Linked DNA regions of Mus musculus: regions 1, 2 and 3 are each linked to region 4. The links are chromatin loops, found by intact Hi-C in ENCODE. Cell type or tissue: left cerebral cortex. All regions are shown on one strand.

Region 1 (2,500 bases), 200 kb after region 4:
TATCAGATGTTAATTTACAAAGAAGAAAAAGGTAACAAAGATTCCCAACATGGGGAAGCACAGGGCTGAAGGCTGAGCCCCTGAGGGGCCCTGAGAACCAGGGAGACAAGAACTTGCTTCCTATGGAAGAACAGGCACAGCCCAGGGCAGCCAGGAGACCATGCAAGGCAAGTATGTGCGTGATCCAGCACGCACAGCTGCAGGTAGGTATCTGTGACCTGGGGGGGGCGGGGGCGGGAGAGTGCCCCATCTCACTTAGTCAGGGAGCGAGACAACAAAAGCCAGGGCCAGATCAGATCAGGGCAGGGAGGTCAGGATGAAGCCTTGCTGAGCGATGGGATCCCACCCTCAGAACTGAGGTTGAGGGCTGGTAACTAGGATACATCAGGGCCATGGGAGCAAGAACTAAGAGGTCACTGTGCAGCTGTCTTCAGGGAAATAAAGCAGGGTTTCATCTGCACAGGATGCCCCTTGGAGAATAATAGCAGTTACACAGTCTGCATGGCTTTGGAGGAGCAAGGGTGTGGGGGTGGTGCGTGTGTGTCCATTAGACGTAAGGCAGAAGGAAGAAGGTTCACGCCGTATCACAAGGCCACCAGACGACTCTGGAGGAACACCGAGGAGGGACATCTTTGTGTCGTGTCCGTGGGAAATAAGGCCGCAGGATGGTTCGTGTATCGTGTCACTGGAGAAATGAGGCTGCAGGATGATGGGAATTAAGTCCATTGGAAAAGTAAGGCTGTGGGTGGTCTATGGACCACGTCCTTTGACGAACGGGTAGATCTGTGGGACAAACCCATTCGTTGGGGGAAGGGCTCGCATTGAAGCTCAACACTGCCAGAGGGTGGGCCCCCCACCTGGGAAGGGCAGCAGCTCCCAATCAAGCAATTTCTTGTCCGTCATCTGCATTTCATGGTGGGATAAAAGGAAAAGGGGGAGAAATGCATTAGAAGCTAGAAGTTCTGCTCCTGGTGGTACATCAGAAGTCACATGCCCAACTGGGAGTGTGCACCGTGACCACTATCCTGGAGGCTGTTAGGTGTGTGCAGGATAGGTAGCGCTAAGGAGTGTGTCTCCTTACACTGCTACATTGTATGTACACAGGAGCCAGTATGGCCTGCTTGGTCCATCTGACTCACCCTTCAAGGCCTGGCCCAATTCCCTCCTCTGGCCCGGCGCTCCTTTCCATTGTAATGACCTGAAGAATCACCCTGCAGGAAGCCCTTTCCCCCTGACTGCCTCCCTGGTGAGGAACATCCAAATCTGACACCCCGGGCCCTGTTCTTCTCCCTTCCTTTGGGATCTGTCTATCCTCAAGAAAGGAGCTGTCATAGCCTGCTTCTGCAGTCATCCGTCTCCGACACAGTCTAAGGCCAAGATGCTTCCCTGGGGAACAGGAAAGCCCTTGCTTCACCTATGGGGCTATGCTGTGTAGCAACCCTCTTCAGACACCCAGCTGACATTTCTCAGCAGCAGGGCTCCATTCTTCTGTGCTCACTGCCTCCCAACAGCAGCGAGGGGACGATCACTTCCTGTGTTTTCTAATAAACCTGCCCACCCACGTGAGGAACAAGGACCGCTGTACTGATTAGCCCCCTCCTATGCACCAGAAACGTGACTGCCCAGATGAAAACTACATTTCTAGCCTCACCTGGAAAAACAGGTCACATGACTAGGTTCTGCCCAATGGGATGTATCTAAAGTGACAGGAGCTATTCTTGGCCAAGCCCTAGAAAGATGTTCCCTGCCCTCCTTCTCATCCCTTGCCTCTGGAGGGGGACATGGCAGCCACAGCAACCCCTTAGACCCAGGCTGAGAGCTTCATATTGCAGGGAACAGAATCCAGGCCCTAGGCTACCCGCAGCTTTAAGACTATCAGCCAGGAGAGGTAGAAATGCCCAGTGTGGGGAAGCCTGTGTAGGGCATTTGGGTGAGCGGATGCTGCTCTTCTGGAGCGGGAGCACAGGTCAGCAGCAGAAGGGTGACCATGGCTGCCCCACTACCCTGCTTCCTACACAGACACACAAACACACATACACATTCAGGCAATATATCTTTACCTTCTTTGTTTTCAGAGGGTTTCAGAGGCCGTAGAGCTGAAAAAACAAAAACAAAAACAGAGCTTGTGATAAGAGAAGAATCCTAGGGAGGCAGGTGAAGGGAGAAGTAAGGTGGGGATGCAGAAGGGACGGGCAGAGCTTGGCACCAGGCACCATCGAAGTACCAGGGGAGGAGCCCCAGAGCCATGCCAAGCCTTAGTTCCCAAGTCCCACCTTCACCCACTCTGAATAAGTCCCACATGTCTCTCCTCCCTGAACCTCAGGCTCCCTTCCTATAGAATGGGGACAAGGACCCACATCCAACTGGCTGGAGATGTGGCAGCACTCAGTGCCCAGGCTATAAATGTGGTGAGATGAGGATCAGGGAGGCTGGCATGGTTACAGATGCCTCCTGAGGCCTAGGGTCACGTGGCTGACTGACTCCCTAGCCCATTCTTCTC
Region 2 (2,500 bases), 160 kb after region 4:
ACACAACCATTTACTCAGCCCAACAAGCTATAAACCAGAAGCTCAAGTGTGCCTCCCCCTAGTTCTCAAAGTTCAGAGTCTCTCAGGAAGTCACCAAGTGATGTCACCAAGAGCACCCCTTCCTCCACATCCCTGTTGCTGGCCTCCCTCAGCTCAGTTAGGACTTCCTAATGGAGCACCTGGCTTGTGGCCTCCTCAAACCCACCATTGACTTTTGGGAGTTTAGTGGGGTCCCTTAGGAGGGCAGATAGGACCTGACTTCCTCCTCCTGCCCCCCAAATCTGCACAGGCCCCTTCTGCCAAAGGATAAATTCCAAGTGCTTTTTTTTTTTTTTTTTTTTTTTTGGTTTGGTTTGGTTTGTTTTCCAAAACAGGGTTTCTCTGTGTAACAGCCCTGACTCTGGCAGACCAGGCTGGTCTCGAGCTCACAGAGATCCACTTGTCTGCCTCCCAAGTGCTGCGATTAAAGGTGTACTCCACCACCACCAGGTCTAAATTCCAAGCTTCTGTCCACAGCCTCCTGTTTCCTGATCTGGTTTTTCTCTGTTCCACTTCATACAGTCTTCCCAGTGGCACCAACAGGGCCACTTAGACTGAAACTTGCCCTCCCCCACATTTGCTCCTGAGTGGTTCCTTCCCCCTATCTTCCTTCCCTCTAGGAAGCAGATTCCTCCCTTCCCCAGGGCAAGGTCACCGGTCACCGGGACTCCCACTGAATCTTCTGTTAAGATTCAGCTCAAGGGTTGAATTCCTGGGAAGAACTTGGGGGAGTGGGGGTGGCCTGTGCTTCCTCCTAGTTACCCCATACCTGCCAAGTTAGCAACGCTCCTAGAACTACATGCACCACCCTTCAGTTTACTCAAGAATGTCCTCATGGGGAAATTTCCTCGATATTTCCTCCTCAACAGGGCCTGAAAGAAAAGGAAGGAAGGAAGGAAGGAAGGAAGGAAGGAAGGAAGGAGGGAGGGAGGGAGGGAGGGAGGGAGGGAGAGAGAGAGAGAGAGAGAGAGAGAGAGAGAGAGAGAGAGAGAGAACAAAAATATGTTGAAAACTTAGGTGAAGAACTAGGGGAACAGAACCTTCAGAAACAGCCCAGCACCCACTCTGCCCTCCCTCTCGGCCAGAGCGTGGCACACAATAGGTGTTCAGTAAAGGTTGGCTGGATTCTATTTACTGAACTGACACAAGATTTGGGACAGTTTGAGGTATGATGGCAGAGGAGGGTAACAGCCAGAAGGGGAACCCCGGGACGCACCACCGTGAGGGGAGGAGGGTCAAGGGATTGTGTAAAAAGGAGGTGAAGGAACTTGGAGTCAAGTCTGGGCCTCTGTGCGCCCAGGGCAGCGGGCAGTGGCCGGGCTAGTTCTCCTCCAGGTCCGCTGGCGCCCAGTCCAACCCGCTCCCTAGGGTGGTGAGACCCCCCGGCTCGCGCGCTCGGTTCTGGGCGCTGGGAGGCGTGTGTGTCGCTTTAAAAGCTCCCTCCCGGCGCGCGGGGCCGGCCCCTTCACTGCCAGCGCCGAGGCGAGCGGAGCCGCGCGAGCCCGGCGGCCTTTGAGGGAGCCTGCGCCCGGCCGGGCGGCCAGTCCGGCGGGGCGCGGCGGCGCTCGGGGTAAGCGGGCCAGGCCCGCGGAGCCGGGTGGGCAGGGCAGGGCAGGGCAGGGCGAGGGCGAAGCAGCCGGGGAGAAAGGCCCGAGCAGCCCCGGTGCCTCGTTTGCCCCATCGGCAGCTACCCGGCGCCCCGGGCCGCGAGGCGCGGAGCCGTGAGCGAGCGCGCTGGAGGCGGTGGAGCCGAGCGGAGGCTGCGCGCCCGGTGTGCCTGGCCGGGCCCGGCGCGCCTCCTCCATCGCCTCCCTGGCGTCTCGCTCGCCCCCTTCTGCTTTCCTTTGCTTCCTCGGCTGAGCCCCGCCGTGCTGAGGCCCCCCCGACCTCGTGCACTCATCTCCGCTGTGCTCGACACCGGGTCCCCCTGGCCACGGCTGCTTCCCCTCCCCCGAGACGCGAAGGAATCCGGACTTTCCCCACCGTTGATGGAGCCGACTGCCGGGCTGGACTGAGCGGTTTCTGCGGCCGCTCCAGACGTCGCCCGGGCCGGAGCACGGACATTCTGGGTCCCGGCTGAGTACACCCCGGACACCTAGCAGTGCCAGCTCGGGAAGGGCAGAGCAAGGCAAAGGCAGGACAGACCCCGGAGGGGCTCAGACCTGCCCATCTAGAATGGACAGAGAGAATCGCGAACCCTGTGGAGCCCGGGGAATGCCGGGCGTGGGCTGAGGGGATCCCGGCGCCCTCCCCAGCCCTCCGACTTTGGCTTAGTCGCCTGGACCGGACCGGTGTCACCTCGGCTCGGGTCACCTGTGGCCTCGGGGCCTCCGAGCTCGCCGGACCCTCGCGACCGGGAGCCTGGCGAGCGTGGTGAGGAGATTTTTGGGGATTTTTTTTTTTTGCCCCCTTCCCCGGAGCGCGGAGGCCCCGCCCCCTCCCACCGCCCAGATGTCTCCGG
Region 3 (2,500 bases), 170 kb after region 4:
TGATGTGGTCCTGATGCTGATCAGGAAAGCTCTAATGCAGAGCATGAACCAAGCACAAACAGGAAATTATTGGGGGGGGGGATTAAATAGGCAAGGCTGAGATCAAGACAGAGGTGAGAGGCACCCCTGGAACAGGGGCTGGGTTCTGTCTCGGCCCTCAGTTCTCCTGTCCCTCCACAGTGCTCCCTCTTGGCCCCTCTGGAACAGTTTAATCTTGTTAGTAAGATGCCAGACCCAGGACTCCCCTTCTGGCTTTACCTCAGCTCTTTCCACGCACTAGGCCTCAGTTTCCCTGTCAGCAAGCACAATAGCGCAGTTAACTCATCAGTGTCTCTCTTGTGCCCCAGCTTTGAGATTTTTCTGGTTCTTTCTCCCCCTCTTTCCTTCTGTGTATATAATTATTTCTCTGTACTCCAAGACAATCCCAAATTACATGTAGGCAAAATGATTATTAAATCTCAGAGAGAAATCACAGATTTCAAGACAGCCAGATCAGAGAGTCAGGTAGCACGGGCCTATTCCACACTTGCTCTCCATGTTGACCTGTGAAACGGTGTGCCAGGAAAGGATTAGCAGGTTTATGAGCTGATCTTGGCCTCCTCAGAAGATGGGTTCTGCGGGTACATGGCTTCCCTTTCTCACCCTCACTTCTGTCCATTAAGTAGTTGGGAAGCCAGATCTGCCTGTGAGCCTCGCAGCCATGGGCCTCAGGGACCTCTTGTAGTCATGTTCTGAATGGGCACACCCACGCTTCAGGCAAAATGGGCAGTACTGGCACATGGGCTATGGAAGACGCACTACCGTATCCTGGCATTCTGAACAGGCTCTGAAACATGCCCGTCATTGTGGCATCTCTTAGGTGAAACCCTGATTTCCGTCTGCTCCTGGTCCTGGCTGTGTGCTCATGTTCACTGGTGCATGGTGGATGCCTGTGTTTTACACTCTTCTGCATACTTTCCCAGGGGCATTAGCTTAAGTCCTCACAGCAGCTCTCAGGCAGGCAGAAGGAAGTTGAGACTTGATTAAGGTTGCTCATAAGTAGTGAAGTCAGGGCTGGAGTCCAGCTCTGGCTTCAGAGCCCAGGTACTAAAGGTTTTGGCTGCCCTAACACTGTCATTTCAAATATGTTTATATCTCTTCCGTGTTCATCTCCCTGAGCAAGGAGAGGGGTGTCAAAGCTAGAGAATACAATTTGAAAGTGGATTATCATCTTCCTTCAATTCCACCGCCAAGAGGGGGCAGACATGAGACCTAAAAACCGCCTCCCTGCTCACTCTCCCTCCAAACCCTGATGCAGAACCAAAAGAGGATGCTAATGCAGAAGGGAAGGGACCCAATGGAAAGGCTGCTAGAACAGGTGCCCAGCCAGGGCTTCCTCAGTGAAAGAAGTATGTCTGGGTTCCTGGGCTTCTAGGCTTCTGCTGGATATACCTGGGACACCCCTGCTATCCCTCAGGCCTGGGTCCTGATAGTGCTCATTCCTGCTGAGTCTGTGGGATTTCAGCCAAGCCATTCAACTCCAGCTTCCTCCTGGCACCCTCAGCCTTGGGCTGAAGCAGCTGCTGACAGCTCTCACTAATCAGAGTCCCATCTGAGCATGCGGCTGTCTGAATGGCAGAGCCACTCCTCAGACTGCCCCAGCACCCAGCCACCAGGCCAAAGAGACAGCACCTGGGAGCTTTATGATCTCAAGGCTGTAGAGCTAATGATTTGATCTGAGGTAGGAAATGACATCACTTTGATCTTGGGGCTCCTCCAAGACCTCCCTGTAAAGCTCTGCTGACATTGGTTAGACACTCAGTGGTAAATGACATTGAGTTCCAGCCAGCTTAGGTGACTTGCCCAAAGTCACCAGGGGGTCCTGATTCCTCCAGTTTGTAGCAGGCCTAAATATCTTCTCATACTGTGTCTTACAGATTCCTAGAGTCTTCCTTAAAGATTGAAAAACAGACCTGAAGAGGGGTAGGGACAGTCAGGTCACTTGTATCTAGAGCCCATCTCCCACTGGCCCAGGTGCTGCAGGTAGTGTCTTTGTTTTGTGCTTTATGCTGGGCCACTTCCCACCCACCCCTCACCAGGCCTGGAGCAGCATCTCGTGGTAGCAGTTCCCAGGAATGAGTTATGGGTTAGGACTTAACTTAGTTAACTTACTAACTGACCTCCCTGAACCCAGGCAGATAACGCCGCGAGATGCTAGAAGCTAGATGCAGTTCCTGATGGCTTACCACATGGCTTTGTCCCTGAGTCTCTGTGGCTCTGACACTTGTTCCCTCCACTGGTTTTCATTGTTTTATGTTTGAGTTCTGGCCTGGATCTCCTCCCTCCATCCTCATGCTCCTTACTCCCCCCTAGGCCTTTGCCTAATCTGTCTCCCTCTCTCACTGCAGACAACAGCAAAGGTGACTGTGTATCTGCAGGAGGGGCTGCCTGCTCAGAGACCAAGGGCTTCCCTTTGGGTGGGTGGGAGGTGGGCAGGCAGAGTAGGGTACAGTGGCCTCCA
Region 4 (2,500 bases):
CCTTCTTTCTCTCTCTCTCTCTCTCTCTCTCTTTCTCTGCCTTCACATCACAGCTCTCAGGTATCGCTCCAGCATGCCTGCTGTCACGTTCCCTGCCATGATGATAATGAACTGAACCTCTGAAAGTGTAAGGCAGCCCCAATTAAACATTTTCCTCTAAAAGAGTTGCCATTGTCATGGTGTCTCTTCATAGCAATAGAACAGTGACTAAGGCAGTGCCTGTGACACTGGTAGGAAATCAACAGGAGACTTGGGGGTTGAAAGGGGACTGTCACAGTAGTTTAAGGTGACAGCAGAGTTGGGGGGTGCAGCCACAATGTCAGATGTCATCAGGACCCCCATCACTCAGCAAGAAAGACCAGGAAAACTGAGCACATCCTGTCAGCTTCTGGATTTTGTTTCTTGCTGCCTTTCTTTACTCATCCACAGACAGACCACTGGCCGTTTCCAAGTAACTTCTAAGTCCTGCCAAGGAAAAGAAGTGCCTCTTCATGATCACCTTCTGGTCAAGCCTGGGCTAGGTGCACAGGTGCAGGTGAGCAGCACAGCTCAGGCAGCAGCCTCAACTGAGAGCAAGAGGGAAGCCCCACAGAGAAGCCAGGTTAGCTAGTCACGACTGGTGCTCCCAGCAGAACTCTATCAGTGACACTTTGGTCTTCTGCAGAGATGTGACACTGTCCACCCTACCTGTCACTCACCTCCCAGGGTGTCACGGCACCTGCACGGCCTGGGACAAAGCTCTACCCTTCTTCTTGTGTGAAGCCCATGGCCAAGACCATGACCTTAATCATATCCTCACTTCCGGTAGAACAGCTGTGTGACTGTTATTTTACACTCATGGCAACTACATGTTTCCTGATCATTGCAGATGAAGCCACAGTTAGGAAGCCAATGGTGGGCAGTGAGGGCGCCATCCCTCTGTCTGTCCAGCTCCTTGCTCACGCTTCATCAGGACTGACAGTCTGGCCAGGCGTTGGCTTTTCTGGAAGAAGTAAAAAGGTGCCCCGCTCAGGGCACAACTCCGTTTGGGGATTTGCAGCCAGAGATGCTTCCAGAAGTGCATGCCACACTGCCCAGTATGCCACCCAGAAGTCTCAGGAGTCGAGAGCTGTAAGTGGATCTTAATCCTGGCAACTTTAGCAGCAGAACGTTGCCAGGTTCTCGTCTCTTCTCTCTTCACAACTTACCTCCTTTCTGCTTTCATTTCCTACCCTAGTTGCAGTCTTAGTTCTTTCTCCCCAAGGCTGATGCAGGCTGCAGGCAACACTGTCGTCAGCAGAGGACGCCAAAGCCTTTTTACACACCAGAGCCCAAGCCTGGCTCAGGGCTGAAGAGTAGGAGCCAGGCAAAGGCTCTGTGTTTCAGGCAGCCACACTAGGGCTCTCTGTGTGCTGCATGAGGGTCTGCCTCCATGCTTTTAGGCTTCTGTCATCCAGTGGGGGTGGTACACTTGCACACAAAGCCAGCCAATGTGCATGTATTCATGCACATGTGCGTGGTTTCCTTTGTCCTTTTGCACTTGTTTGTGTCTCTGTAAGTCCACCTAGATTGTCAGTGGCCTCATTTGTATCCATCCTGGCATGCTCAGGTATGATGAGTCCGTGTGCTGTTTTGTGTGTCTGGATGTACCTGGGCCTCTGAATCTGTGAATATCTGGGAATGCTTGTATGTGAGTTGGCATGGTGGGTGTTTGTATGTTGCATGTTCCAACTACCTATCTCTGATGCTTGGCTTCATATGTGTGTGGGTGGTAGGGAGAGAGTAGCAGTGAGGGGGTGGTAATCTGGTTCCCCAGGAAGCACATATGACAGCTACATAGTGTCAAAGAGGAAAGTCAGGGACAGATAGTATGTGTAGACCTGATCGCCAATCTCACTGAGGCCACCTTAGCCAGCCTAATTCTAGATTCTAAGCAATTGTGGGGCAGGCAAGAATGGCTTTCCATAAAGGCAAGGGAACAAACAACTGCTCATCCCTGCCCAAGGCTCGGCTAGAAGCTCTGTATCTATTATCGTGATCGACCATCCTAACAACCTTATGAACCCCACCATGCAGATGAAGACAATAAAACTCAGGGAAACCTGAGAGCTTGCCTAAGGTTGACCAGCTAGGACATAGAAAAGCCAAAACTCAAACTCTAGTCTCTGGTTCCAAAGTCCATGCGGGTTTCCCACTCTGGAAAGCTGCCCTTTCAAGATGTGCTTTCTCCACCCCAGCAAAGATGGCCTGAGTTCAGCTCAGAGCATTCCAGAAGCAGCAGCTGCTTGTGGCTAGAATGACTGAACTGAGAAATTAATGTTGATGGACAGTTCCTCGGAGTGAAAGAATAAGGGACTATATTTAGCTGTTTGCTGCGGGCTAGTTAGCTGGTAGGGAGAGAGGGGAACAGAGAGAGAGAGAGAGAGAGGGAGAGAGAGAGAGAGAAAGAGAGACAAGAGAGAGAGACAGAGACAGAGACAGAGAGAGATAAAAAGGAGGAGATAGATAGATAGATAGATAG

The links. Hi-C counts contacts between places; a loop is a spot of excess contacts. Peaks named below come from ENCODE experiments on the same cell type or tissue, not always from the same donor. Only the 100,000 strongest peaks of a DNase experiment are listed, where the experiment ranks them.
Region 1: it touches region 4 in a loop (5-fold over the local background); 16 of 42 quality-filtered maps call a loop at or near these places.
Region 2: it touches region 4 in a loop (4-fold over the local background); 7 of 42 quality-filtered maps call a loop at or near these places.
Region 3: a loop joins it to region 4, with 5 times the contacts of the local background. A loop is called at or near these places in 7 of 42 quality-filtered maps.

What each region holds. Positions count from the first base shown.
Region 1 is chr9:58,525,459-58,527,958 of GRCm38, forward strand. It overlaps Cd276 (CD276 antigen), which reads right to left. Exons shown (of 8, transcript NM_133983.4): 7 at 2,061-2,096; 8 at 1-903. The coding sequence ends at 881. Gm51678 (a long non-coding RNA gene) reads left to right here and starts at 900. Exons shown (of 2, transcript XR_003948170.1): 1 at 900-2,500. In left cerebral cortex, no CTCF peak of the experiment used is centred here; no DNase peak of the experiment used is centred here.
Region 2 is chr9:58,486,594-58,489,093 of GRCm38, forward strand. Insyn1 (inhibitory synaptic factor 1) reads left to right here and starts at 2,010. Exons shown (of 3, transcript NM_176921.4): 1 at 2,010-2,500. In left cerebral cortex, a CTCF peak has its summit at 1,319; DNase peaks (open chromatin) are centred at 1,430 and 1,953; H3K4me3 peaks cover 1,457 bases; H3K27ac peaks cover 1,239 bases.
Region 3 is chr9:58,495,416-58,497,915 of GRCm38, forward strand. All of the region lies in intron 2 of Insyn1 (inhibitory synaptic factor 1), which reads left to right. Among named protein-coding and RNA genes, the nearest start is that of Insyn1, 8.1 kb to the left of the region's middle. In left cerebral cortex, a CTCF peak has its summit at 1,226 (motif pointing right); DNase peaks (open chromatin) are centred at 789 and 1,283; H3K27ac peaks cover 224 bases.
Region 4 is chr9:58,329,183-58,331,682 of GRCm38, forward strand. No RefSeq gene overlaps it. Among named protein-coding and RNA genes, the nearest start is that of Loxl1, 17 kb to the left of the region's middle. In left cerebral cortex, a CTCF peak has its summit at 1,270 (motif pointing right); DNase peaks (open chromatin) are centred at 1,287 and 1,682.